Linked DNA regions of Homo sapiens: region 2 is linked to region 1. The links are chromatin loops, found by intact Hi-C in ENCODE. Cell type or tissue: ovary. All regions are shown on one strand. Links, peaks and the distances in the headings refer to the core of each region. The heading gives the core; the rest is flanking DNA.

What was found. Hi-C counts contacts between places; a loop is a spot of excess contacts. Peaks named below come from ENCODE experiments on the same cell type or tissue, not always from the same donor. Only the 100,000 strongest peaks of a DNase experiment are listed, where the experiment ranks them.
Region 2: it touches region 1 in a loop (3-fold over the local background); 18 of 110 quality-filtered maps call a loop at or near these places.

What each region holds. Positions count from the first base shown.
Region 1 is chr10:103,680,388-103,691,061 of GRCh38, forward strand. All of the region lies in intron 6 of SH3PXD2A (SH3 and PX domains 2A), which reads right to left. Among named protein-coding and RNA genes, the nearest start is that of SH3PXD2A-AS1, 61 kb to the right of the region's middle. RefSeq lists enhancers at 1,594-2,374, 3,534-3,603, 6,234-6,283. In ovary, for the core only: a CTCF peak has its summit at 5,975 (motif pointing left); a DNase peak (open chromatin) is centred at 5,944; H3K27ac peaks cover 643 bases.
Region 2 is chr10:103,411,564-103,422,237 of GRCh38, forward strand. It overlaps PDCD11 (programmed cell death 11), which reads left to right. Exons shown (of 36, transcript NM_014976.2): 9 at 1,553-1,759; 10 at 2,403-2,527; 11 at 2,707-2,767; 12 at 3,442-3,588; 13 at 4,928-5,179; 14 at 6,229-6,369; 15 at 6,877-7,071; 16 at 7,975-8,145; 17 at 9,785-10,004. Among named protein-coding and RNA genes, the nearest start is that of PDCD11, 20 kb to the left of the region's middle. In ovary, for the core only: a CTCF peak has its summit at 5,487 (motif pointing right); a DNase peak (open chromatin) is centred at 5,458.

The sequences.
Region 1 (10,674 bases), core at 1,732-9,731:
CCTTCTTTGCCCTCCCGAGTAGCTGAAACCACAGGTGTGTGCCACCACACTGGACTAATTTTTTATTTTTGTAGAGAAGGGGTCTCACTAGGTTGCCCAGGCTGGTCTCAAGCTCCTGGGCTCAAGTGATCCTCCCACCTCAGGTTCCCAAAGTGCTGGGATTACAGGCGTGAACCACCACACCCAGCAAACTCTGTTTCTGAGCACAAGGAAGCAAAGGGACTTTCTAACATGACCCAGTTGTCTTGGTGCAAGACTTTATTCTAACAATAAATAACAAAATACATTTTCAAGCTGGCTGCTTGGGCCACACATGGCAATGATGAAATCCAGGGGGCAAGGCAGAAAGAAGAGAGTCAGGGAAAAGCATGATTTTCCTGTAAACTTCTAAGTTTTATGGAAACTCAGGAAAAAAATATTTTTTTCTTTCACACTTCGAAACAGACCAATTCTAAAAATGCCACGTGCCGACTAAGTTACACACACCACTTTTCTGTTTCTAAAAGTAACTTTAGATTAGAAAAAGGTGCTAAAACAATAAGTAATGCACATTTCCCCCATGTCTTTGTTTTTCCGCCGGCTTTGTCATCACTGGAAAGGTTGCCTCTTCTGTCACGTGTCTATAAACCAAACGCTGAAGTGAGGAACCAGTGACTTTCTGGCCGTGGGCCACGGTGGGAAACATTTCTTTGCTGGACCACAATTTGGGTATTTCCTCCCCCAGCAACAAAACCTTCTGGAAATGAAAGGCAGATGGTGTCTCTCATCAGGTCAGGGCTGGGTAGGCCCCTCAGATAGCCATTCTCCAAGACTCCAAATGCTGGGCTGTGTTTCAGGGGTAAGAGACTTGGGAGTCCTGTCCTCCATTCCTGCCCCCGTAGCCCACCCTCCCATCTCAGGAGACAACTGAATGTTCTTCAAGGAGCAGTCCCATCCAGGCATCATCCAGGCACCATTCATCTTGGGGATGCCAATCCCCCTGCCATCTTGCTGCCTGTCTACCCTGAACATGGCCATCAACCCACATGGATGACCCATCAAAGACGCAACCCTAGCTTGATTTCAGAAGCCCTGGGAAGCCTGTCAAAAATGCAGATTGGCTGGGTGCAGTGGCTCACGCCTATAATCCCAGCACTCTGGGGGGCCAAGGCAGGAGGATCTGCCTGGCCAACATGGTGTAACCCTGTCTCTACTAAAAATACAAAAATTAGCCAGGTGTTGTGGAGGGTACCTGTAGTCCCAGCTACTCAGGAGGCTGAGGCGGGAGAATCACTTGAACCCAAGAGGCAGAGGTTGCAGTGAGCCAAGATCGCACTACCACACTCCAGCCTGGGTGACAGAGTGAGACTCCATCACACACACACACGCGCCCGCGCGCGCGCGCGCACACACACAAAATGCAGATCGGCCAGATGCGGTGGCTCATATCTATAATCCAGCACTTTGGGAGGCCGAGGTGGGTGGACTGCTTGAGGAGCTTGGGAGTTTGAGACCAGCCTGGGCAATATGGTGAAACCCTGTCTCTTAAGAAAATGAAAAAATGCAGATACCTGGGCGTCACTCCAGACACGCTGATTCAGTAGGTCTGGGCAGGCCCTGGGAATCTGTATTTCAATGAGCAGACTCAAGATTCTGCAGTTCACTTTTGCCCATGCAGTTCCCTTTTGGACCAACTTCCTATTTTCCTAGCAGGAGAAACTGGGTGATAGGAGTGAGGGGGCAGAGGCAGCTGTGCAAGCAGGGCTGAGGGAATTGAGGCTTCCAACTAGCTGCCTCCTTCTGGGGATTCCAGGATCCGGGGAGCGCTTGCCACGCCCCTGCCCCCTCCCCGCTCCGCCTTGCTCTGTGTGTCCAGGCCAATTGGGCAGTGGGGCTCAGCCACCTCGAGCCAGGGAGCGTGGCGCAGACACACACGTGAGCAGCACTCACTTTCTCCATCGCATCACCGCCACGTGGGCTGGCCGCAGAGTTGCCAAATCAATCAGGCTCCTTTCATTTCCAATTAGATGGCTTTGAACTCCAAGGGTAAAATCAGGCTGAGGACCCAGAGCCATGCAAATAAAAACTGTTTAAAAACACCAGCCCAGAGGCTGGCTGCGGTGGCTCATGCCTGTAATCGCAGCACTTTGAGAGGCCGAAGAGGGTGGATCACAAGGTCAGGAGTTCAAGACCAGCTTGGCCAACATGGTGAAATCCCATCTCTACTAAAAATACAAAAAATTAGCCAGGCATGGTGGCATGCATCTGTAATCCCAGCTATTCAGGAGGCGGAGGCAGGAGAATTGCTTGAACCTGGGAGGCAGAGGTTGCAGTGAGCCGAGATCGTGCCATTGCACTCCGGCCTGGGCAACAGAGCCAGATTCCGTCTCAAAAAAAAAAAAAACAAAACAAACCACGAGCCTGGGTAAGATGTGCCAGAAGCTGACGCCTTCAAAAGACACGCTCACTTTTGAAATGGGCCATTGGAGGGTGGCAGGAAGATCTTTGCCACATTCTCTAAGTAGCCTGGGCCTTTCTCACTGAGGATGGGTAGCTCAGGAGGACAAGAACGCCTCGGAAATTGCTTTAAAAGGTCTTGCTTATGATACACTCTCCATGACTTCCTTTCCAGACTCATCTCCTGCTCTACCCTCGCTCCTGCCGGGATGATGGGCCCCTCTCCTTCCCTCAGACTTTTCAAGCTCATGCCAGGCCAGGTGTGGTGGCTCACGTCTGTAATCCCAACACTTTAGGAGGCTGAGGCAGGAGGATCACTTGAGGCCTGGAATTCAACACCAGCCTGGGCAACAAAGCGAGACCCTGTTTCTACCAAATAAATAAACAAATCAGTAATAAAAAATAAAGGCTAGAAATGGTGGCTCACACCTGTAATCCTAGCATTCTGGGAGGCTGAGGCGGGTGGACTGCCTGAGCTCAGGAGTTCAAGACGACCCTGGGCAACACAGAGAAACCCCATCTCTACTAAAATACAAAAAAATTAGCCAGGCATGGTGGCGGGTGCCTGTAGTCCCAGCTACTTGGGAGGCTGAGGCACGAGAGCTGAGAAGCGGAGGTTGCAGTAAATCGAGATTGGGCTACTGCACTCTAGCCTGGGTGACAGAGCAAGACTGTCTCCTACATAAATAAATAAGCCAGGCATGGTGGCACACCAGTGGTTCCACCTACTTGGGAGGATGAGGTGGGAAGATCGCTTGAGCCCAGGAATTTAAGGCCACAGTGAGCCCTGATCGCACCACTGCACTCCAGCCTGGGCCATTAAGTAAGACCCCATGTTAAAAATTAACACCAGAAAAACCCACAACAACAACAAAAAAGCAAAAACTCATTCCAGCTCCACATCCTTACTCATGCCTGGCTGTCCCTCCTGCAGGGTGCCCTACCCACACCCTTCAGCCCATCACAATCTCCTCTGTCCTTCAGGGCCATCTCCAGCCTCTCCCACAATGGCCAGCCACCCCTCCTTCCACCTTGCAGATCCCAAGCCATCCTGCCTAGTATTAATGAATCCCTGAAAAGGTCCCACCTTCTCAGTTGAGCTGTGCACTCCATGGGGCCAGGAGCCAACAAACTATTAAGAGAAGTGAAAGCCTCACAAAGCCTGCGCTCTGGAGGGAGGAGGCCTGCTGCCACTGCCTCGTCTCCCTCCATCTCCCTCTGCTGCTGGTTGGGCAGGGCAGGCCCAGGGAGGGCCAGAGAGCCCAGCTCTGCTAGTGCCCTGCTGAGGTATTTACCTTGCGGGGAAGGGAGGTACCAGAGACCTCACAGACCGGCTTCCTGTGCTTCAGGACAGCCCTCCTCACACTTCCACCTGACAGCCCTCCTCACACTTCCACCTGGTTCCAGGGCTTGGTGGGAGTGCTGACCAGCAGAAGACCAGGTTCTGCCCACCCCATACCCTGGGCAAGTGGCCATCCCTCTCTTAAAAGCTTCCTCTATAAAAGGAGGAGAATAGAGGAACTTTTTCAGGTAGACTAACCCTTTTTTTTTTTGAGACGGAATCTCACTCTGTCACCCAGGCTGGAGTGCAGTGGCACCATCTTGGCTCACTGCAAACTCCGCCCCCTGGGTTCAAGTGATTCTCCTGCCTCAGCCTCCCGAGTAGCTGGGATTACAGGTGCGGGCCACCACATCCGGCTAATTTTTCGTATTTTTAGTAGAGACGAGGTTTCATCATGTCGGTCTTGAACTCCTGATCTCAGGAGATCCAACTGCCTCGGTCTTCCAAAGTGCTAGGATTACAGGAGCGAGCCACCACGCCCGGCCATAGACTAACCCTTAATAGTGGCCAGAACTTATGGGCGGGTCTTGCTCTAAGCAAATTCACTTTATTAAAAACCAAACTCATAAAAAGGAAAATTAGGCTGTGTGCTGCGGTTCACACCTGTAATCCCAGCACTTTGGGAGGCCGAGGCAGGATAGTCACTTGATCCTAGGAGTTCAAGACCACCCTGGGCAACATAGCGAGACCCTGTCTCTACAAAAACTAACTGGACGTGGTGGTGCATGTCTGTAGTCCCAACTACTCAGAAGGCTGAGGTGAGAGGATTGCTTGAAGCCAGGAGGTCAAGTCTGCAGTGAGCTGTGGTTGTGCCACCACACTCCAGTCTGAACGACAGAGCCTGGGGCCCTGTCTCAAAAAAGCAAAAACAAAAACAAAAACAAAAAAAAGGCCAGTCATGGTGGTTCACACCTGTAATCCCAGCACTTTGGGAGGCCAAGGTGGGTGGATCACCTGGGGTCAGGAGTTCAAGACCAGCCTAGCCAACATGGTGAAATCCCATCTCTACTAAAAATACAAAAAATTAGCTGGGCATGGTGGCGGACGCCTATAATTCCATCTACTTGGGAGGCTGAGGCAGGAGAATCACTTGAACCCAGGAGGTGGAGGTTGCAGTGAGCTGAGATTGTGCCACTGCACTCCAGCCCAGGCAAACAGCAAAACTCTGTCTCAAAAAAAAAAAAAAAAAAAAAAAAAGAGAATCCTGTGTCTGGCTGACCTGGGGCAAGTTCCTTAACTTCCCTTTCCTGGTCTATAAAATGGGACAAGACCACCTACCCTGGTTGTTGCAGGGAGGCTCCTGGCAATGATGAGATAGTGGACACCCCACCTTCCCCCTGTCTGATTGAGGAGTCACTCCGGAGAAAGGGCAAAAGCTGAAACCAGCGCTCTCTCCTGTTTGAGACGAACCCCTCCGGTGCTGCCTCCTATTCATAGTAAAAGCTGCTTCACCCTTAGTGCTTCCTCTAGGCCAGGCACGGTGCTGGAGTTATCACTTCAGGAACTTTCACTCAATCCTCAACCCCATGAAAAAAACCTGATTATCCCTATTTTACAGGTGAAGAAATGAGCCATAGAGAAGGACTTGCCCAAGATCACACAGCAGGCAGAGCCGGGACATGAAACTAAGCATTCTGGCTCCAGAGTCCACGTTTTTAACTCAACGGAATACTCAGCAATGGCTGAGTCTACGCCCTGTCGTCCCCTCCTGGGTCTCACAGAATGGAAATAAATGTCTCAACTCAAAGACCAACTTCTCCCCTTCTTTCTTAATCTATCAATAATTAAAACGGCAATAACAAATGGCAGAGCTGGGGTTCAAACCCTGTCTTCCTGTTGCCAAAACCTAAACTGTCAACCCCAGGCAACACTGCTTCTCTGCAGTGAAACTACATTAATGCTGATCTCATGAACTCAGCTAATAATACAGTTTTATGATCACTGAGATAGAAGTGGGGCTGAGCTCACCACTTTTCCAAGGAGAAGAATAAAGTAAACAGGATTTCATGAGGAACATCAACACTTGCCTAAGAGAACAAGCTTGTAACAACACTCTTGAGCAACCTCATCTGCATGTAAACGAGCTGGAGCTTCCACAGGACTCCTGGGTTGGATGAACCCTCAGGCTCTCCTGACAACAGCCCCAGGGCCCTGACAATCCCGAGGCTCCGTGGCCACCTGTGCCCCCTAGTGGCGCATCTCAGAACTTCCCGGCTAGGTGCCCTGGCGAAATGCAGCTTTTTAGAGAACTGGGTGAGAGGCATGAGATCTTTGCAGGTCTCAAGAGAACCCCTTGCTCTGGGGAGTCTGCTCCAGCCCCACTGGGGCTCCTGGAGCAGTGCCCACCTTGGGGAAGCAACAACAGCTAACAACAACAGGCCCTTCCTACTGCCAGGCACAGCACAAAACCCCTCAAAGGGCATCACCTCCTTGAACCCTGTGCACTTTGGGGCAAGCCAGGTCGCTGCTACTATAACAACCCCATTTGACAGGTATGATGGTCAGGTGGTACACATCAACCTGGCTAAGCTACTGTCCCCAGTTATGCAATCACACACTAATTTAGGTGTTGCTGGGGAATTTTTTTTTTTTTTTTTTTTGAGACAGAGCCTCGCTCTGTTGCCCAAGCTGGAGTGCAATGGCATGATCTCGGCTCACTGCAACCTCCACCTCCTGGGTTCAAGATTCTCCCTGCCTCAGCCTCCTCAGTAGCTGGGATTACAAGCACCCGCCACCACGTCCAGCTAATTTTTTGTATTTTTAGTAGAGACGGGGTTTTGCCATGTTGGCCAGGCTGGTCTCAAACTCCTGACCTCAGGTGATCCACCTGCCTCGGTCTCCCAAAGTGCTGGGATTACAGGCATGAGCCACTGCGCCTGGTTGGGAATGTATTTTTATAGTTATTAAAGACCATGACCGGATGACTTTAAGTAAGGGAAATTATCTAAAACACTCTGGGTGGGCCTGAGTCAGTAGCTGAAAGGCCTTCAGCAGAGTGAAGGTTTCCCTGAAGACATTTCATCTGCGGACAGCAGCTCCAGCCTGGGCCTGGGGGTCCAGCCTGCCCCCTTTCATGACCTGCCATAGGATTTCAGACTTACCTAGCCAGCCCCCACAATTGTGTAAGCTAGTTCCTTACACTACATCGCTTAATATATACCTCCCACTCGTTCTGTTCCTTTAGTTGAACCCTGGCTGATACAACAGAACAGGTGAGATAATCTGTTCTCAGAGGCGAAGGGATTTGCCCAAGTCACATGACTGGCAAGTTGTCGGCCTAAGAGTGGGACCCCAGGCAACCTGATGCAGTTGTTTCCCAGCTCCCACACAAACTCTCCCTTGAGGCCCACATCCAATCATCAGAGTCTGTCCAACACCCGCAGTGCCTTGCCCCCTCCACTGCTGCCAGAGCCCACATCCTATCTCACCTGGCTAGCAGCCCCCTGCGACCTTGCACATCATAACCCATCCTGCCTAGTCAATCCCCATCATTCTATGATTGAAGCCAGATCATGTCCCTGCCTCTACTTAGAACCCCTCAGTGAATCTTCATCTCACTCGATGAAAGTCAAAATCCTTAGAATGTCCTGCAAGGCCCTACATGGTGCTGCTTCACCCTATTCCCTCCCCACTGCCAGCTACATCTCTGCTCTCACCTCTTTCCACTTTACCCTCCACTATTCTTCATCCCAGCCACAGGCCTCCCTACTGCATCATGAGCAGCCAGCACACACCGTCACCCCAGGGCCTTTGCACTTGCTGTGCCCTTGGCCTGGACTGCTCTTCCTCAGGTAACCATGTTGCTCCCTCACTTCCCTCCATCTAATAGTACATTCTTCTATATAGCTCATCACCCACAGCAGACTGCAAACTTCTCTAGGGTAGAAAGGCACGTTCCTATAGCCTCGACACCTTGCGCAGTGCTTGGCATAGTTGATGCTCAGTTAGGTCAGTCTCCCAACAAGCCACACTTAGTCCTATCCCTCTACCTTTGTGCATGTGCTCTCTCTGGATTACCAAAGCCTCCCGCTCTCTGCTCCCAAACCAGAAAAATGTCTCCTCTTTCCAGGCAATGATCCCCAATTTAAAGCCACAATGACCTTTCTTTCCTGAGCCTGCACAAGGTTCACTCATTCATGCATGCTTTCTTCCATCCACCCACCCATTCAAAAAGTACCAGTGGACCCTGGGGCTGGTGCAAGCCCTGCAGCCAAGGTCTTTGCTCTTGAGGTGGTGGGAGACAGAGAAGAAGCAAGCAAACACACAGGATCACTAGAGTGTGGGAAGCGATGAGGAGGGAAGAAGAGGAGTAATCTGCGGGGGAGGCTGGACAGTGCAGGATCAGGCAGCTTCGCTAAGAAGGTGACAGTTTTAAGCAGAAATCTTAAGGAGCCAGCCATGTGAAAGATCAGGGAAGAACATTACAGGCAAGAGGGAAGAGCAAGTACAAAGGCCACGTAGAAGAATGTGTTTGATGCGTTTAAGGAGCAGAAGGTGACTGGTGTGGCTGAGCAGTGTGATGGGCGGGGACAAGAGGGGTAAAGCCCAGGTCAGGAAGGCAGCCAGGGGCCAAGTCACACAAGCTCTGTGAGCCAGGGTAGGGAATTAGTTCTGGGTGGGATGGAGTCCCTGGGGGAATTTAAGCAGGAAAGTATGTTATTTTCTTTCTTTCTTTCCCTTCTTCCCTCCCTCCCTCCTTCCTTCCTATTTATTTATTTAGAGATAGGGTCTCTCTCTGTTGCCCAGGCTGTAGTGCAGTGGCACAATTATGCCTCACTGCAACCTCAAACTTCTGGGTTCAAGTGATCCTCCCACCTTAGCCACTTGAGTAGCTGGGACTACAGGCCTGCACCACTACATCCGGCTAATTTATTATTTTTATTTTTTTGGTAGAGAGAGGATCTTGCTTTGTTGCCCAGGCTGGTCTCGAACTCCTAGGCTCAAGTGATCTTCTTGCCTTGGCCTCCCAAAGTGTTGGGATTACAGGAGTGAGCCACTGCACCCAGCTGATCAATATTTTTTAAGAGCTCACTCTAGCTGTGGTGTGGAGAATGTCAGATAGAGGTCTAATAGAGAAGCAGTGAGACCAGGTAGGAAGGTGGGGTCTTCCTGGAGAGATGAAGGGGTTTCTAAGGCATGTGATGGTGGAGGTGGGGAGACAGTTGGTTCTGCAGCTCGAGTTGGCAGGTAAAAGACAAGAGTCAAGAATGACTTCTCAGCCAGGCACAGTAGCTCACGCCTGTCATCCCAGCACTTTGGGAGGCTGAGATGGGTGGATCACTTAAGGTCAGGAGTTCGAGACCAGCCTGGCCAAAATGGTGAAACCTTGTCTCTACTAAAACTGCAAAAATTAGCCAGGTGTGGTGGCAGGTGCCTGTAATCCCAGCTACTCGGGAGGCTGAGGCAAGAGAACCACTTGAACCCAGGAGGCGGAGGTTGCAGTGAGCTAAGGTCATGCCACTGCACTCCAGCCTGGGCAACAGGGGAGAATCTGTCTCAAAGAAACAAAAAACAAAAAACGAGTGACTTCTAGATGTTGGGCTTGAGCAATGGGGTGGATGGTGCCAGTTCCTGAGATGGGGAAGATGCTGGAAGGAGCAGGTTCAATAGAGGGAAGAAAGATGCAGATAAATTTGAGGCCAAACTGTCCTTCAGTTTTCAAGGTCACCAGCCTTGCTTCCTCCAGAAAGTTCCTGAGAACTTTCTTCTTCTGTTGACTCCACCATCCCTAAGCCTTGCCTCAAGTCTAAGCTCTATGCTCAGTAAGAGATTTACAGTGAACCCCAGAATGGCATCCATTTCCTCTGCGCAAATGTCCCTGGCTGGAGTGACCCTGGGAAGCTTCGTGAGGTTCATTATAGAGCAGAACAGAGCCCTAAACATGGACTCCAATCCTCAGTTTGCCAAGGACTGTGTGTGGGCAGTCACCCCATCGGAGCCTCAGCTTCTCATTTGCAAAATGGGAATCCCACCACCCATCATGTACTGTGGCTCTGATCAGCAAATGAGGAAACGTGAAAATGTCCTCGCACATAGTAGATGCTCATTCGATAACAGCATCTAGCACTTCCAGGGGAGCTTTCTAGGTGGCAGGCAGTGTTCTAAACATGCTTACATATATTAGTTTATCTAATCTTCGTTATAACCATATGAGGTGTGTATTAGTCAGTGTTCTCCAGAGAAACAGAACCAATGGGAGGTGCATAGAGAGCTTGAAGACAGAGGGAGATTTATTTTAGGAACTGGCTTATGTGATTGTGGAGGTTTGAGAGTCCAAAATGTGATGGGGGAGGCCGGCAGAGACTAAGGGAAGAGCTGCAGCTGAGTCCAAAGGCAGCTGCTGGCAGAACTCCTCCTTGCTGAGGGAGGGTGTGTGTGTGTCAGTCTTTGTTCCATTAAGAGGCCTTCAACCAATTGGATGAGGCTAGCCTGCATTATGGAGAGTAATCTGCTTTACTCAAAATCCACTGATTTATTTAAATATGAATCTCACCTAGAAAACACCTTTGCAGAAACATCTAGAATAATGCTTGACCAAATATCTGGGCACTGTGGCCCAGCCAAGTTGACACATAATAAACCATCACAAAATGGGTATGAATATTATCCCAAATGTACAGAAGAAGTAATGGGCACAGAGAGGCTAAGAAATCTACCCAAGGTCACAGAGGAGAGAAGCCAGACTCTCAACTCCAGCTGTCTGGCTTCAGAGCTGGCATTTTCAACCATGACACTAAGTGGCCATTATCATAAGCACACCAATATAAATTAAATTTCTCCATCCATCCTTTTCCTGGCGTGAGAGTGGAAGACAGAGAAACTGGGGGTTGGCTTTCCCTGGGGGAGGCAGCCTGGGTGTGGCCCTGCATTGCTTAGGAAGCAGCACAGAAGCTGAG
Region 2 (10,674 bases), core at 1,366-9,365, 270 kb before region 1:
GCTGTGTTGCTCAGGCTGGTCTTAAACACCTGGGCTCAAATGATCCTCCTGCCTAGGCCTCCTAAAGTGCTGGGATTAGCCTCCTAAAGTGCTGGGATTATAGGCTTCAGCCACTACAACTAGCTGAGAATTTTTTTTTAAAGTGAAACTAGGATTTTCTACTACCTAGTGGTAATACTGTTAATATTTTCCTAAACCTCTTTTTAGTAATTTTTTTCACCCTATAAGCATTTGTGTATAGAGTTGAGACATTTTACATCTTTTAATGTTATGATGAGATCAGGCTTTTTCTGTTAGTTTCAGAGGAGCCTTGGATGCAGTGACACCAGTACATGGTTTCTGTTGTATTACAGATACATCAGCTCCTTGGTGTTGAGGGGACACCTAGTATATAGTTTTCTGGCCTTGAGTAAACTTTCTGGCTAATTTTTATTTATTTATTTTATTATTATTTTTTGAGACAGGGTCTCACTCTGTCACCCAGGCTGGAGTGCAGTGGCACGATCATCACTCACTGCAGCCTTGACCTCCTGGGCTCACTCAGGTGATTCTCCTGCCTCAGCCTCCCAAAGTGGTGCATGCCACCATGCTTGGCTAACTTTTTTTTTTTTTCTTGAGACTGAGTCTTACTTTGTCACCCAGGCTGGAGTGCAGTGGCACAGTGTTGGCTCACTGCAACCTCTGCCTCCCCATTTTAAGTGATTCTTGTGCCTCAGCCTCCTGAGTAGCTGGAATTACAGGTACGTACCACCATGCCCGGCTAATTTTTTTTTTTGAGACGGAGTCTTGCTCTGTCGCCCAGGCTGGAGTGCAGTGGCGTGATCTTGGCTCACTGCAGTCTCCGCCTCTTGGGTTCAAGCGATTCTCCTGCTTGAGCCTCCTGAGTAGCTGGGATTACAGGTGTGTGCCACCACACCCAGCTAATTTTTTGTATTTTTAGTAGAGACGGGGTTTCACTGTGTTAGCCAGGATGGCCTTGATCTCCTGACCTCGTGATCTGCCTGCTGCCTGCTTCGGCCTCCCAAAGAGCTGGGATTATAGGCATCAGCCACTGCTTCCAGCCTAACTTTTTTTTATTAAAACTAGAGATGAGGTTTCGCCATGTTGGCTGGGCTGTCTCAGACTCCTGATCTCAAGTGATCTGCCCACCTCAGACTCCCAAAGTGCTGGGATTACAGGCGTGAGCCATGATCCCCAGCCTATTTTTGTATTTTTTGTTGAGACAGGGTTTCACTATGTGCGCAGGCTGGTCTCTAACTCCTGAGCTCAAGTGATCCACCTGCCTTGGTGTCCCAAAGTGCTGGGATTACCAGTGTGAGCCACCCATACCTGGCTTGAGTAAGCTTTGATTTAGTCATACATAGTCCCTATGGGACATTTTGATTTTTCTGCATTCTGCTTGAGTGTGGAAGCCAGTTTGAGTACTTACATACTAAGGATGTGAGTACTCACATACCTGGTTAGCATGTGGAAAGGCTTGATGCCTGGAAGGTCTGCTCTAGGGTGCTCCTGTGTGCCTCCTCCTGCTCACCCTGCCCTTCCTTTTGTCTAGGTGAGGGCCTGCATCCTTTGCGTCCATCCTCGAACCAGAGTTGTGCACCTGAGCCTGCGCCCCATCTTCCTACAGCCTGGACGCCCACTCACCCGACTCTCTTGCCAGAACCTTGGAGCAGTGCTGGATGATGTTCCTGTCCAGGGTTTTTTCAAAAAGGCTGGGGCCACCTTTAGGCTGAAGGATGGGGTTCTGGCCTATGCCCGGGTAAGGAGGCCTCTTTGTTTGGTCAGGGATCTTATCACTGGAAGGACTTCTGGAGCACAGGGGGCCATTTCTGCTTCTTTCATTCCTTGATGCTAGTTTAAAATTTTTGGATATTGTAGTTCTAATTCCTGTTCATAGTGATTAGAACAATGTCTATTGACTGTATTAGGATGCCTTAGAACCAGCTTGCCATATCTGATACTTGGTTAATAGTTAAGTATAAGGATGAGTTAGGATCCAGACCAGGGCCCAGCAGAGTTTTTCTTAAAGGGCTATGTCATAAATACTTTAGGCTGTGGGCCCTGTGGTCTCTGTCCTAATTGTTCAACGCTGCTGTTATGGCATGAAAGCAGCCATAGACAGTACGTAAATGAACAGATGGCTGTATTCCAATACAACTTCTATTTACAAAAACAGGCACTAGGCACAGTTGACTGACCTGTGTTCTGGACTTTCCCTGACCTTGCTGAAATTCTGTGATGATAAAGAGCAGTTTTTTAGTGTGAAGAATTACTTAACCAGGCAATCAAAGTACTGTTTTTATGGTACATGATAAGTGTTGAGTCCTCTCTATGGGCTGTAAGGTCTCATTGGCTCAGACCTGTTGTCCCTGGCTTATCCTCAATCACTTGGTACTTTGCAGCTCAGCCATCTCTCTGATTCTAAGAACGTCTTCAATCCTGAGGCCTTCAAGCCAGGGAACACTCACAAGTGTAGAATTATTGACTACAGCCAAATGGATGAACTGGCCTTGCTCTCTCTACGAACGTAAGTCTGTCATTAACAGGTAGGGGTGTAGAGATGTGCACCTGTACATGTTCATATTCCATTTCTCCTGGCTGTGCTTGGGAAGGGTTTTCTTTCTTGCCAGCATGCCTGTGGTAGCCCTGAATTTTAGGCAACCTCTGCCCTAGTTTATTTAATTCTGTGTTTTCTCCTTGTCCTAGGTCTATTATTGAAGCTCAGTACCTTAGATATCATGACATCGAACCTGGGGCAGTGGTAAAGGTAAGACCTCAAGCATATAATTAGGTACTGCCTCACCATCAGGCGTTCTTTAGTTCACGCACAGGTGACTGTCAGCCCGTTAGTCCTCATGTTAACACATTGAATGTCATGTTCCTTGCTTCTGCCTGCTGACTAGAATTTCTTTCTCTTTCTTTGGGTAACTCATAGTTAATTTCAAGGTAAGATCTTACTAGCACCACCCAGCTACACAAAGGCAGTAGATCATAAATCCTGAGATTTGGGATTTGATGGTGGTTAGTAGACCTGATCAAAAGTTAGTCCTGTGATTATTGATCTACCTGGGATATTAGTGAGAAGCCAGTTCCAGGTACCTGTCCTGTCCGACCATTTGGCTCTAATCGAGCAGCTCCCTTTATATGTAGAGTTTATTCCTTAGGAGACCTTGACATAGTCCCTTCCTTTGGGGAATGTATTTTAAGGCACACAGAAAGCACATGCTCACACAGAAAGATGTGAAGGCTCCCATAAATAAAGCTGACAGAATAATCCAGCTCAGTGTGGGGTGTGTGCTTCACCCATGTGCCATCTGGAATAACAGGCACAGTTAGCCCAGGAAGTTGGCTGTGAAGGGGAGGTATGACATGCCTTGTTGTAAGAGGTGGGGGAAAGGCCATTCTTGAGACATTGTGGCAGCTTATCTTTGGATTCTCTAGGGCACAGTGCTAACCATAAAGTCATATGGGATGCTGGTGAAGGTGGGCGAGCAGATGAGGGGCCTGGTACCTCCCATGCACCTGGCTGACATCCTGATGAAGAATCCGGAGAAGAAGTACCACATCGGGGATGAGGTCAAGTGCCGGGTGAGCCTCCTGAAGGGTCTCTTGGGGTTTTGGCTAGATGGGAAGAAAGCAGTTCTCAACTGAAGTTTCTGCCTTTTTCCACAAAGTGAGTGTGTAATGTCTGTAGTGTGTCTTGTGCTGTACCTGGCATTGGGAAGAGAAAAGTGAGTCCCCGTTTTGTGTAGTATAATTGGGAGTTAAAATATTCATACGTGATGAGAGAGCAAGCCAGCCTGTGATCTTTTGCCATGTGGCTTGGTGCAGGTTGTGTGCTGTGGTCACACCTGAGAAAGGGGAGGTGAGGGTGGGCTGGAGCAGCCAGAATTGTTGACGTTATCAGTAGCGACTGCCACGAACAGGACTGCCACGAACAGGTATTCCGTGCCAGTTTCTATGCTAGGCATGTGACAAGCATTATTTCATTTAATCCTTGAAACAACCCTAACAATTAAGCACTATTATCTTCATTTTGCGGGTGGGGAAATTAAAGCTTCGGAAAGCCAACCGTCTTGCCCAGAGTCACACAGCTAATACATGGCAGAACAATTCAGCTCTGTATGACAATAATGTTTTCTAGATTTCTGGCAGAGGTGGAACTTGAAAGGATAGGTAGGATTTGGAAGGTTGGGGAGAGCAAAGGTTGTGTTCTAGGCACAGAAATAGCCCTGGCAAAGCTGCCAAAACATGGGTGATTTATGACAAAGGCTCGAATCCGAAGGAAAGCTTCATAGGGTTGTGAAGATCCAACATGATGATGCACACAAGAGTGCTCCACGGGCAGGCACTCAGCATGTTAGATTTTCCGGTATTCAGTTTATCTCATCGTTATTGACTCAGCAGAGGTAATGATTGCCCATTGGTGCAAAATTTTACAGTAGTGGGATCAAGGGTTAAAAATACTTTTTCTGTCTTTAAGGAGATGACCTTCTGAAGGGGTGAAAGACAGTTGCATCTCCATCTTATTTCATAGCTAATAAACGGCAGTACTAAGGTGGTAAATTGGTTCATCATTGGTTCTGTTAGACTAGATGCAAAGCCCACTAGGAAGGAGCCAAGATGGTGTAGAAGTTAGTGTAACCAAGACTCCATAGAGGTGATGTAAGATAATTAATGTTGCTTCATGGTCAGGAGAGGGTAGTTTGCAGCAATTTATGGGAGGAATTACATTTGAAATAGTGATTTGTATGCTCCAGATTGTCATACAGCAGGAAGAATCTGCCACTGAGATGATTAGAGGAAAAGCTATAGCAGGTTCTTGGGGAATGGCCCCGTGGCTTTTGGGTTTAAGAGGTTGCAGAGACCAGCTCAGTGGCTCTCATGATAACAGATAACTTGATGACAGCCTGTGTCCCTCCCCTAGGTTTTGCTTTGTGACCCTGAAGCCAAGAAGCTGATGATGACCCTGAAAAAAACCCTGATTGAGTCCAAACTACCTGTCATTACCTGCTATGCCGATGCCAAGCCTGGTCTGCAGACACATGGCTTCATCATCAGGGTCAAGGACTATGGCTGCATTGTGAAGTTCTACAACAATGTGCAGGGACTGGTGCCCAAGCATGAGCTCAGTACTGAGTATATCCCTGACCCGGAGAGAGTTTTTTACACTGGCCAGGTAACCCTTCCCCTAGACAGGTCCCCTTTACCCTTGGTGACCCCACAAACACAAATATGAAGGAGCAGTAAGTAGTGGGGCTGCCTTTAGGAGGCTGAGGAAGAGAGCACATGGGGCAGTGGGTGTGAGCCGGCTAAATGGAGGAGACGGGGAACAGAACAGAGAGAAAGCCTCAGCGGGGTTCAGCAGAAGCTGGCAAGCTGATGGATCTCAGGCACGCATGGAAGAGGTCAGTCTTTACTTGTAATAAACCTGTGCCTCTCATATCGGAAATTGTTTTGAGGTCACTGTCACCACATGGGGGCAGTGCTGTAAAACTAGTAAGTCTTGGTATCACTAGGAAAAGCATTTTTTTATTCCTTTAAACGACTTTAAACAGATAGATAATAATTGTACATATTTATGGGGTACAATATGATATTTCTTTTTTCTTTTCCTTTTTTTTTTTGAGACAGAGTTTCCTCTGTCACCCAGGCTGGAGTGCAATGGCGTGATCTCAGCTCACTGCAACCTCCACCTCCCAGGCTCAAGTGATTCTCGTGCTTCAGCCACCCAAGTAGCTGGGACTACAGGCATGTGCCGGCATACCCGGCTAATTTTTGTATTTTTAGTAGAGATGGGATTTTGCCATGTTGGCCAGGCTGGTCTCGAACTCCCTGGCTTCAAGTGATCAGCCTGCCTTGGCCTTTCAAAGTGCTGGAATTACAGGCCTGAGCCACTAAGCCTGGCCACCATGTGATATTTCAATACATGCTTACAATGTGTAACGATCAAACCAGGGTAATTAGCATCTCCATCACCTCAAAAAGAAAAATAATTTTTAAGACTTGGATTGTACAAAAAAAGTTACTTATGTCTTCCATTTATCCCAAAGGCTGCCCTGGGGGATTGTGTAGCTCTCAGTGCATTTCTTCTTTTCACTGCCTCCTGATCTGATCCAAAGGCTCGGTAGATCTCCCAAGTCCTCTGCAGCAGTAGTGGAGGGCACGTTGCAGGGCCTGCAAGGCTTGCTGGGAGGAGTTGGCCAAGCCTGTGTGGTTTCTTGCCAGGTGGTGAAGGTTGTCGTATTGAACTGTGAGCCATCCAAAGAGAGGATGCTCTTATCCTTCAAGCTGTCGAGTGATCCAGAGCCAAAGAAAGAGCCTGCAGGACACAGTCAGAAGAAAGGAAAAGCCATTAACATTGGGCAGGTACGTGGACTTCTCTGGACAAGCTATTTTATGTTACAGTGGCAGAGAGCAGGGAACCACTAACACATGGCATATTGGAACCCACGAAGCGGAAAGATAGAGGTAGCTAGATAAGATTTTGGGGCTAGAGGGGTTCATACGCATTCCTTCCTGTGTGTCAGAACAAATGGAAGCTGTCCCTGAAAGTCCTGTTACAGTGAGGCTTTTCAGCAGTGGGCTGCTGACCTCTTTCCTCTCGGGTCCCTAGGGCCAGCCTGCAGTTCTGGCTTTCCTGGGGCTCCGTGGAGGGACTTGAGAGAGGAGTGCGATGGGTCCACCCATGAGTCCTGGTGAATGTGCACGTACATGCATGCTGGGTGGTTGGGGTGGTGGGTGGGGTTTGGAAGAAAGCTGCCTCTTAGAGATCCTTGGTGCCGGAGTTTAATGCCTCCAAGCCCTGCCTAATCCAGACCAGGTTGTTCTCTGTTCATGACAAGTGCTATTTTTGTCTTTCTCTTCCCTGGGTAGTTGGTAGATGTGAAGGTTTTAGAGAAGACCAAAGATGGGCTGGAGGTGGCTGTCCTGCCCCACAACATCCGTGCTTTCCTCCCCACATCTCATCTGTCGGACCACGTTGCCAACGGCCCATTGTTACATCATTGGCTCCAGGCAGGTGACATCCTTCACCGAGTCCTGTGTCTGAGCCAGAGCGAGGGGCGTGTTGTATCCTTGACTGGTATCTGTGGAGCAGAGGAAGGTGGGGGGCCATGGGTGCTTGGATGGGAAATTCTGGGGAAATTAGACAGCTATTTGACCTCAGAAATATCTCCACAAAACCAAACCAGTGATGAAGCCTGTGCTATGGAAAGTAAGAGCAGGCCTGAGTAAGTGCTGCCAGCAGATGCTGGTGGTCAGGGCGGAGTAGCCTGAAAGGTTGCAGAGAGGGGGACTCTCGGAGGCTGGAGAAGGAGGCCCAGTGGGGTGCTTGGGAGCACATCTAGTTTTCTTGGGGCTTTCAGTGCCTGCCCCTTGGGTTAGAACCAATAATAAGGTGGCTTCTGTCCCCCTTTCCTCTTTTTTTTTTTCCCCTATGCCTTCTCCCCGCGGGGCTATAGGCTCAGGAATATTCCCTTTGGTCTTTGCATGGGTGCTTTGAAGGAGCTTCTCACAGAATGTAAAGTTCATTCTCCTGGGAGTAAAAATGGGCAGAGGAGGGAAAATGAGTTCATCAGTGTAAAGAGGGAGTAGTAGAGGATTGTGTGATGGCTGATCCAGCTGCCAGACCAGGGGGATGAGCCATCCCTTTTTGGTGTCCTCTAGTAATCTGCAGATTAGTGAATCGGGAATGGAATAAAACCGTGATTCTCAGCTGTAGTGTGCAGTTGGGCCATGCAGATGGCTGGGCCACACCAAAGTTTCTAATTCAGTAGGTCTAGGTGGTGCTTGAGAACTTGCATTTCTCCTAAGTTTCAGGCGATGTTGATGCTGCTGGTCTGCACACTTAGAGAATCGCTGTAGCAGCAGAGATCAGCCTGCAGTTCTGTCCTTCTCTGTGGAGAAAGGAGATGGGAGAGATGGACATTTCATCTGCCCTTTCTGGAACATTCCTTGATGAAGTACCACTAGCTTCTTTGCAGGAAGCCAGCCTTGGTCTCCACAGTAGAAGGTGGCCAGGATCCCAAGAACTTCTCAGAAATCCATCCTGGAATGCTGCTCATTGGTTTTGTGAAGAGCATCAAGGACTATGGCGTGTTCATCCAGTTCCCCTCAGGTCTTAGCGGACTGGCCCCAAAAGCTGTAAGTTCAACTCCATGTACAAGGGCTTTGAGGAGAGATACAAGGTCACAGAACCTGAGGGCGGGTAGGGAGGAGTAGGATACTTTATTCCTTTTTTTTTTGAGACAGTCTTGTTCTGTCGCCCAGGCTGGCTTGCAGTGGTGTGATCTCTGCTCGCTGTAACCTCCGCCTCCTGGGCTCAAGCGATTTTCCTGCTTCTGCCTTCCAAGTAGCTGGGATTACAGGTGCCCACCAACATGCCAGGCTTTTTTTTTTTTTTTTTTTTGAGTAGTAGAGACAGAGTTTTACCATGTTGGCCAGGCTGGTCTTGAACTCCTGACCTTAAGTGATCCACCTGCCTCGGCCTCCCAAAGTGCTGCGATTACAGGTGTGAGCCACCGCACCTGGCCAAGGATACTTTACTCTTTTGAAAGATTTTCAGGGGTACCTCTTAAGGTGTGTGTGACATAAAGGCACCTGGGAGGGGTGAGTGCAGCTGAGCTTTTGGCCCATGTTCCTCTCGCCCAGCTGTGTGACCATCTGGAGGAAGGGACACCTTTCCCACTCCACACTACACATTGAAGGCCTTAGTCTCCAGTGTGAAGATGACTGCACTTGTTTTTATTCTCTCAGCACACTTAGACAGGGAAATTGATCATCCTGAGCTACTGAGTACAGGTTTTGCAGACTTCTGAGGTTTTTGAGGTGTTAAGGGACCAGAATGTCTTTGAAATTATTACCTCCCCCACCCCCATGTCATTGAGTCCTGCACTTTCAGATGGGAACAATCCCAGCAGTCCCCTAGCAGAGCCTCCTGGTGTGCCTGGCACGTCAGCCGAGGCCTATTGAGGGGATGGGACTCACCAAAGTCATGGAAGACAGCGAGCAAATGGCGTGCAGCTGATTGCTGCTGCAGATCATTCATCAGTATTTCTTCCCCTCTGTAGGCCTGTCTCCCTGGTGTTTTGCCTGGGAAAATCTCATTTGCATCCCCTGCCAGAAACATTTTAAAAATGGGAGCAGAGGGGAGGGCCCCAGAAACAAGCCCAGTGAGGGGCAGAGGGTTCCCGTGGGTTGTTAGGGGTGAGGACAGCCCTGGTGTCTGCCTGGCTTGCTGTGAATGTGCCTTCTTGACTGGGTGCCCTCTCCTGGAGGCTCTGTTTTTTTTGTTGTTGTTGTTTGTTTTTGTTTTTGTTTTTTTTTTTTGAGATGGAGTCTCACTCTGTCGCCCAGGCTGGAGTGCAGTGGCGCAATCTCGGCTTACAGCAACCTCTGCCTCCCGGATTCAAGTGATTCTCCTGCCCCAGCCTCCCGAGTAGCTGGAATTGCAGGTGCATGCCACCACTCCTGGCTAATTTTTGTATTTTTAGTAGAGTCAGGGTTTCACCATGTTGGTCAGGCTGGTCTGGAACTCCTGACCCCATGATCTGCCCGCCTCGGCCTCCCGAAGTGCTGGGATTACAGGCGTGAGCCACTGCTCCCAGCCAATCCGGAGGCTCTGTTTTTATGGAAGGGAAGTAGAGCTGTGTTCAGAGAGGGCTTGGGGGAGCTTCCTAGGCCCCATTTCCCCCTACTCACGTACCCCTTTCCAGGAACATCAAGTGGGTTGTCTTAATGAAGACCTTTCCTCTTCTCATCTCCTGCCTGTTCTTCTGTTCAGATCATGAGTGACAAATTTGTGACCTCCACAAGTGACCACTTTGTTGAGGGCCAGACAGTAGCGGCAAAGGTGACCAATGTGGATGAGGAGAAGCAGCGGATGCTGCTGTCACTGCGGCTGTCGGACTGTGGTCTGGGGGACTTGGCTATCACCAGCCTCCTCCTCCTGAATCAGTGCCTGGAGGAGCTGCAGGGCGTGCGCAGCCTTATGAGCAACCGAGGTGGGGCACCTGTGGGGCAGGGGAGGTGGGCCAGGGGTGGGAGTATGTGTTGTAAATTACACCTGTTGTTAGGTGAGTTGTTGGGCTTCCCAGAACATAAGAAAAAAAAATTTGGGGCCGGGCGCGGTGGCTCACGCCTGTAATCCCAGCACTTTGGGAGGCCGAGGCGGGTGGATCATGAGGTCAGGAGATCGAGACCATCCTGGCTAACAAGGTGAAACCCCGTCTCTACTAAAAATACAAAAAAAAATTAGCCGGGCGCGGTGGCGGGCGCCTGTAGTCCCAGCTACTCGGGAGGCTGAGGCAGGAGAATGGCGTGAACCCGGGAAGCGGAGCTTGCAGTGAGCCGAGATTGCGTCACTGCAGCCCGCAGTCCGGCCTGGGTGACAGAGTGAGACTCCGTCTCAAAAAAAAAAAAAAAAAAAGAAAAAAAAAATTGGGTTAACTTTTTTTTTAATGGAAGTATGACCTGCATAAAGTGCACAATTTTATTATTATTATTATTATTATTATTATTATTATTATTATTATTGAGACCAAGTTGCACTCTGTCGCCTGGGATGGAGTGTGGTGGTGCGATCTTGGCCACTGCAACTTCCACCCCCCAGGTTCAAGCGATTCTCCTTCCTCAGCCTCCGGAGTAGCTAGGATTACAGGCATCTGCCACCAT